2 separate regions of the Homo sapiens genome follow, and region 2 is linked to region 1. Evidence: read pairs that join two places in POLR2A ChIA-PET (ENCODE). Cell type or tissue: GM12878. All regions are shown on one strand. Region 1 overlaps USP22 (ubiquitin specific peptidase 22). Region 2 overlaps TMEM11 (transmembrane protein 11).

What was found. Peaks named below come from ENCODE experiments on the same cell type or tissue, not always from the same donor. Only the 100,000 strongest peaks of a DNase experiment are listed, where the experiment ranks them.
Region 2: POLR2A ChIA-PET joins it to region 1 with 7 read pairs; 17 of 35 experiments call an interaction of 5 or more read pairs at or near these places.

What each region holds. Positions count from the first base shown.
Region 1 is chr17:21,034,550-21,038,549 of GRCh38, forward strand. The region is part of intron 1 of USP22 (ubiquitin specific peptidase 22); the gene reads right to left. Among named protein-coding and RNA genes, the nearest start is that of USP22, 6.5 kb to the right of the region's middle. In GM12878, no CTCF peak of the experiment used is centred here; a DNase peak (open chromatin) is centred at 1,909; H3K4me3 peaks cover 3,177 bases; H3K27ac peaks cover 975 bases.
Region 2 is chr17:21,201,219-21,205,218 of GRCh38, forward strand. The region is part of intron 1 of TMEM11 (transmembrane protein 11); the gene reads right to left. Among named protein-coding and RNA genes, the nearest start is that of TMEM11, 11 kb to the right of the region's middle. RefSeq lists an enhancer at 3,888-4,000. In GM12878, no CTCF peak of the experiment used is centred here; no DNase peak of the experiment used is centred here.

The DNA.
Region 1 (4,000 bases):
AGAAACATGATGAAACTGAGTGACATCCCGCTCTGTCCCATGACCATCCCTTTGTCCAGCTTCTCCGTGCCATCTAGGCCACCTGCCCGTTAAGTCACTTGGTAGCTGTCTTGCTGATCACATCAACTGTTGCGGATGTGATCACGGATAAAAGTGAACACAAGCCACTTTTATTTGGCTTAATATGGCCCCAAAGCTCAAGAGTACTGATGCTGCAATTTGGATATGCCAAAGAAAAGCCATAAAGGGCTTCTTTTACGTGAAAAGGTAAAAATTCTTAATAAGAAAACAATATCAAATAACAAGGTTGCTAAGATCTACAGTAAGAACAAATCTATCCATGAAATTATGAAGGAAAAAAGTTTGCACGTAATACAAATGGGGTTCAGTATTATCTGTGGTTTCAGACAACTACCGGAGGTCTTGGAATGTATCCCTCAAGGATGGGGGTGAGTACTCTATTATCATAAACAGGAAATGAGGAAGCCCAAGAGATGCTGTGCTGAGGGACACACACTTGGACGGAAGCAAACTGGGGCAAAATCCTCCTGGTACTGACCAGCTTAGGCTAGTCTTCCTTTAAATTGAGCTCACCTCACACAACTGTCAATTACACATGTATGGGGAGCAATCACATTATCCTAAAGCCTCATTTTAATCTACCATTCTCACTTAATTCTCTGAGTTTCTTACCAGAGCTGCTAACATATAATAATAAAACTCACACTCAATTCTATCTCAATTTCTACTCTTCAGCACCCTCTGCTACAGGTACTGGCCAACATAAAACAAGAGGCAAGAAAAAGACTCACATATCCATTAGGCGGGTCATTTTAATCCTTGAAAACTGAGTTTACTTCCTACCTAAGCTTCCATCCGCTTAATACCAAGGTGATCAAGTCTGTGTGCTAAATACAGGAAAAGCCTTAATAGGAGACCCTGCTACCAATTTGTAGGAAATAGGACAAAAAAAAAACAAACCACAACACTTTGAACTTCCACTGTTGAGTATGCAAACAGCAAAATCCAGACTATAGGGAAGTCAACAAGTCACAAGGCCCAAGTTTTTCAACAGATAAAGTAGAAGCAAAAAACTGTAAGAAAGGAATGAAGAGAGAACCTACAGATTAAGAAACTTAAACGACTTACCAGTATAGCCACATGATAAATACCATTAAAAGAAAAAGGAATGAACTTTCGGCTGGGCGCGGTGGCTCACGCCTGTAATCCCAGCACTTCGGGAGGCTGAGGCAGACAGATCACAAGGTCAGGAGATCGAGACCATCCTGGCTAACACAGTGAAACCCAGTCTCTACTAAAAATACAAAAAAATTAGCTGGGCGTGGTGGCAGGCGCCTGTAGTCCCAGTTACTCGGGAGGCTGAGGCAAGAGAATGGCGTGAACCCAGGAGGCGGAGCTTGCAGTGAGCCGAGATCGCACCACTGCACTCCAGCCTGGGCGACAGAGCAAGACTCCGTCTCAAAAAAAAAAAAAAAAAAAAAAAAAGGAATGAACTTTCAATCCACTCAATGGATACAATGGATATTGCTAGACAAAAGAAGCCAGTATGAAAAGGCTACAGACTGTATGAACCCAATGATATGACATTCTGGAAAGGGAAAAACCTCCGAGATGGAGACGAGACCAGTGGTTGTGGAGAGTTAGAAGGTGAAGCACAGGGATTTCTTGGGGCAGTGCAACTGTTCTGTACAGTACTGTAGTTGTGGATGCCTCTGTCAAAATCCACTGAGCTTTAAAGCACAAAGAGCAAACCTTAATATATGCGATTTTAAAAATAACTGATGAGGCCCTATGGAATGCAGGCTGAGGCAGAAGAAACCAATTGTATTACACATATAGGACACAACTCCGCCAAGAGGGGTGGGGAGGGAAGTACCTAAGTAATGTGGAAATGAGGAGGGAGTGTAAGACTAAAAGCAAAAGGAACTGTAACTGAGCACTGTACTGTAAGGGGGGGGGGGGTCAAGTCATTTCCCAAGGGAGTACAGGACAATTCTGAAACCTCTCTTCATGTATACCAAAGCACAACAGGTAAGTAAGTAGATTGTCGACAGTGGGAGCCAGCATTTTCTCTGCTGGACAGAGAAGTTACAGATAAACTGGAGGGGAAGGCTAGAATAATCCCTATAGAAATGGATTAGAGTTGGAGATATAAACATGAACTCATGTAGAGCTTAATAGGGATGCTGATGAATATATATCAAATTACAGACGTGTATATGCACGCATTTGTATATACACACCTGTTTCCCAGCTCTGTCCCTTGAGGGGGCCAAGAAGCCAGGATATCCCAGTAATGATGAACACACCAGTGCCCAGATCTTGAGATCTAATTCCATTCTCCCAAAAAAGAAACTAGGGATCCTTGGAAAATGCTGGAGTCTAAGGCTGGGGCAGAAAACACATAAGATGATCCCAGAACATCGTGTAGTTCCAGAAAGTAAGGAAGTGCTCAAAAACAACGAACAAAAAATAATGTGGCTATGTGAAAGGGACACCGGAGCCAGCTGAAAGAGCTCCCAGTGGATACAGCCAGATGATGGGAGCAACACAACAAACCACACAGCACTGGATGATAACCCAAAGCATACATTCAATATCCACAAGTCCATGTTGATATACACAAATGAATAAACACACGAGTGAGGATCAGCAAATCTTCCATACATAAACGTTCCAAATAATTTAAGTAGCTACTCCATCCTCAAGGAGGAGGAACAGAACTCCCCACCCCGGTAGAGTACCTATGCAGAGTGACTCCCTTCTATTATAAACAGTACATAAAGGAGGGAAAGAGTCACTCCACAGTGGAGAAACCTGGCAAACATGACTTCGGCCATTCAGTCAAGCCCAGCAACCCAAGACATCTTGACAGCATCATCCTTAATTTACGGGAATGAGAAGGGCACTTCATCTCCCTGGTCTTCCTTCCCAAAACTCATAACCACAGCTGAATCATGAGAAAAACATCAGAAAACCAAAACTGAGGGACATTCTACAAACTACATGACCGGGACTCCTCAAAACTCTCAAGGTCACCAAACAGGACAGCCTGAGAAACTGTCACTGTCTAGAAGAGCCCAAGAGGACGTGAAGACTCAAAGTAATGTGGGATTCTGAGACAGAATAAGGACATTACATAAAAACCAATGAGTTCTGAATAAAGTATGCAGTGTAGTTAATGAACTAAATACACAAACACAAATGAGTAGAAGTAAAAGCGGGGAAATCTGAATGAGATGGTGGATTATATTGAAGATAGACTGTATCAATGTCAATATTCTGGTGGTAATTGTACTCCATTTCTGCAAGAAGTTACCCTTAGAGGACTGGGGAAAGATACACAGGATTACTCTATTTTCTTACACCAGTATGTCAATCTACAATGACCTCAAAATTAAAACCTTAAACAGAAAAATGTTTACATTTTAGATCTTTTACTTAGACCCCACTTAGTATGAATGGTGTAATGTTTTGTTGTGATGATTTGAAAGATCCAGTTCACTATAAAATAAAAAGTAAATTCCTCAAAGAAACAAAGTTTTAAAGTATACTTTTAAAATAGCACATATCATCCCAGCACTGTGGGAGGCCGAAGTGAATCTCCTAAGGCCAGGAGTTCAAGACCAGCCTGGGCAACATAGGGAGACTCAGTCTTTTATTTTTTTTTAATAAATAAATAAATACAATAGCACGTATCAGGAAAATGAGCTAGACTATGAAAATAAAAACAAGTAATGAGAGCTCTCTACAATGTGCTCACCACCATCCCAGCACCTGGCTGAGCCAGTAAAGACAGACTGAGGCATTGTTGGATGGCTGGGAGAGGTGGCTCATGCCTGTAATGCCAGCACTTTGGGAGGCCAAGGAGAGAGGATCACTTAGCTCAGAAGTTCAAGACCAGCCTGGGCAACATGGCAAAACTCATGGCTACCAAAAATACAAAAATTAGCCAGGTGCGGTGGCGCATGCCTGTAGT
Region 2 (4,000 bases), 170 kb after region 1:
CCCGCCCCTGGGTGGGAACCACTTTCATAAAAGGCACTGGCTTGGACTTGGGCAAACGGAACTCTTTATCCTGAAAAAGTCACTGTAACTAAGCCAGGCTAAGGCAAAGCCTCCTAATTCAATCATAGGCCCTAATTAAACGGCATGCACTGGGGAGAAATCAGTGCCCTGAGGGTGGGACAAGAGCCTCCTAAACATGGGTTGCTGCCAAGCCACCTGTGACTGTGCCAGTGTCACGGCTGCCTCGCCAGGGATGAAATGATGAGCTGTTACTGTAAGACTGCACGAGCAGCTTATGAAATGGGGAAAGGAGGGTTTTCCTTCTAAAGTTCTCGGTGGAGTTTTTCCATTTGGTCTTAGAGGAGAGGTAAGGGAGAGGCCAGCTGTTACTTCCAGGTAGGATTCAACAGTTTTTATTTTTGAGACAGGTTCCTGCTCTGTCACCCAGGCAGGAGTGCAGTGGTGTGATCTCTGCTGATGGCAGCCTCGACCTCCCGGGTTCAAGAGATCCTCCCACCTCTGCCTCCCGAGTAGCTGGGACTACAGGTATGTGCCACCACGCCTGGCTGCCTGGCTAATTAAAAAAATTTTGTTGTACAGATGGGGTTATGCCATGTTGCCCAGGCTGGTCTCGAACTCCTGGGCTCAAGTGTTCCACCCGCCTTGGCCTCCCAAAGTCCTGGGATTAACAGGCATGAGCTACCGCATCCAGCCAGATGCAGCATTTTAGAAGCTACCTACAGCAAACAAGCACACCCAAAGCAGGGTCTTCACTGGCGCTGGAAAGCTGAAGGCCGAGCAGTGCCCCCACGTGCTCAGATGAGAAATGAGTGGCGGTGGCGCAATGGGCTGGCTGTGGCCCTGGGTGTGCGGGGAGGGGCGGGGCCTCCACTCTCAGGTGGGAGCACTCCTGGCCAAGAGAACTCCCTTCTGGTCTCAAGTCCATCAGGCAACAGGAGCAGAGAGGCCAGATAACAAGGTAGGGGTGGAGGACCAAATCGTGTCCCAATCTTGAGACGGAAATGGAGTTGCTTCCAAGTCAGCTGTGCATCCTACTGACTGTCAAAGCCAGGCCAGGGACACCTTGGGGCGGGCACCAGAGGCGGGCTTCCTCCCTCAGGAACACTCAAAGCAAAAGGGAGGTGTCAAGCTGGGGTTACACAATGTTCTCGCCAACACCCAAATCCACCCTAGTGCGGTACCTTTCTCTGCCCAGCAGGCCAGCGCCATCCTGAATGTAGTGAAAACCACTGTTGGTCCCACAGAGGAAATTCCAGTGGAAACCCCGGTCCTGGAACCGACTGCCCCATCTGGAAACACAGCAGTGGGCAGATCCCACCCCCTCACCCCCTCCGGCCCCCCTGCAAGCCCAGCTGGCACCCACATCCACCCAGACCCCTCTGCAGGCTCCATCGCTTGCTGGGACGGATGGGTGGGTGCGTCCACGAGTCCCAACCAGCCTGGAAGCAGCGAGAAGCCAAGGCCCTCCAGGCTCCCTCCCACCTCACTGCTGTTGCCAGGTGTGGCCCGCCCCCCAGCACAGGGAGTGAGGAGACTGGGCATCCTCTGCCCTCGGCTGTGGGCAGTCCTGTGAATGACACAGCCATAAGCAAGCACGTGGACATGGGGGCACTCGCCAGCACACATCCTGAGATGGTGGCGTGGGTCTGCCCCCACCTGCCTGTCAAACCATGGCCCCGGCCTCCTGCAGCCTCGGCGTCTTCATATGGGCTGGGCACTGTTGCTGCCCACTGTCTAAGACACCTATCCACAGCAGAAACACAAAGGACATAAGCCACACTGCCTTCAAACAAAGGCAGGGTCCTGCACAACGGCGCTGAGGCCAGAGGCTCACCAATTCTGCTTTTAAAGCCAGTTAGGCAAAGGGAATCTCGGTTTCCACTGGGAAAGGACAACACGTGAAGTCTAGGGAAGTGGATTTCTAGGATTCTATAAGGCAACAGACCCTATATGGAGACGGTAAGGTTCAAACCAAAACACACACAGACGCACCCAAAGCCGCAGGATCCCTCCGTTGGAGCTCACCCGGCCACGACCAGGCAGTCAGCACTCCAACTTCCTGGTACACTGGTGGGAGTGGGGTGCTGTCAGTGCAGACACAGGTTTTTTAGCTGCCACTGCTGGGCCCTTGGGTTCAGGTCTGCACTGCTGACAGGGACTGCTGCACTTCTCTTACTTCAGAAATTCGTGGCCATGACCAGGTGCGGTGGCTCACGCCTGTAATCCCAGCACTTTGGGAGGCAAAGGTGTGCAGATCACTTGATGTCAGGAGTTCGAGACCAGCCTGGCCAACAAGGTGAAACCGTCTTTACCAAAAATTAGCCAGGCGCGGTGCTGCACACCTGTAATTACAGCTACTCAGCAGGCTGAGGCACAAGAATCACTTGAACCTGGGAGGCAGAGGTTGCAGTGAGCCAAGATTGTGCCACTGCACTCCAGCCTGAATGACAGAAAGAAAAAAAAGAAAAAAAAAGAAAAAAGAAACTGCCAAGTACTCCCAGGAGACAGCCACGTCCAGCCAGCTCCTGACCACCCAGCAGCCACCCGTATATGGCTTGCTTCTGCTTGTGGGTCAAACAAAACCTAATGAAGGAAAGAACCCAGTCAGAAGGTTATCTCAAACCACTGCAGAGCATCACCAGCTGCCCCCTAACTGGTAAGGCCATGGGCTTTAGGAACTGGGTGATCTGAACCCTGGTGCATGGGAGATCTTTTTTTTTCCTTTTTTTTTTTTTTTTTAAATTATATGGACTTTTTTTTTTTTTTTTAAGTAAGAGCTAGTTGGAATCTTTTGAGCCCTGGGCTTCCTAAGGGACTGTATTTTTGCTTTTCATTGCAGGTGTGAAATGACCAGTAAGAGAGCAATTAATAGAGTCTATGTTTAAAAAAAAAAAAAAAAAGAAAGAAAAAGTGGCCAGGTGCAGTGGCTCATGCCTGTAATCCCAGCACTTTGGGAGGCCAAGGCAGGCGGATCACCTGAGATCAGGAGTTCGAGACCAGCCTGGCTAACACGGTGAAACCCTGTCTCTGCTACAAATACAAAAATTAGCTGGGTTTGGTGGCACGTGCCTGTAATCCCAGCTACTTGGGAGCCTGAGGCAGAAGAATTGCTTGAACGCAGGAGGCGGAGGTTGCAGTGAGCTGAGATCATGCCATTGCACTCCAGCGTGGGCAACAAGTAAAACTCCGTCTCAATAAAAAAAAAAAAAAAAAAAAAAAAGAGAAAAAGGTAGCAGCAGTAACAGCAAAGTCTCCAACTGAAAGCAAGTTCAGGGGAAAAGGCAGGGTTCAGAAGAGTGTTTACAGTATGCTATACGTAGTGTATTTTTAAAAGTCTCTATTTGCTTTTATATGCACAGAACACTTCTGAAAGGATACACAAAGACCTGATTTTTATGACTGGTCACTAGGGAGGGAACTGAGGGGCTCAGGAAAGAAAAGGAAGGGAGGCTCTTTCTAGTAAATGACTTTTGATCCTTTTGAATCTGGCATGATCTCTGGTACTTAAAGATCACTGTCGGAAGTGGGTCTTAACATATGGAAGAAGAAAAGTAAAAGGATCAGTGTCATGATCCTAAACACATCATGCCAGCACTGAGGAAGCTTTGGATTCTCTGAGCCTTTAGTGCTGGGAGCAGGGGTCAGCCCGTTCCAGCACCTCAGGGGGACTGCTGCAGACACTGAATGGGACCGCTCTCTGCCGCCTCAGGATAGCTTGCAGGCACTCATAAAGTGGGCATCTTGAACTTCCTCCCTCAGCCTTCAACCAGAGTCAGCCTTCAGGCCCTCATCTCTCCACTTTTGAGCCCAACTCAATCAGCTCTCGCAGTCAGCAAAGGAATCCCCTGGCAACACTAGCATTCCAGTTAAAAGGCGGCCACAGTGAAAACTCAGCAGGGCAACTCCACGGCCCCTCTGGGATGTGGGCAGCCTGTGCCTGTCCCAGCAGCCACAGTCTGGAGGCGTCTCCCCAAAAGGC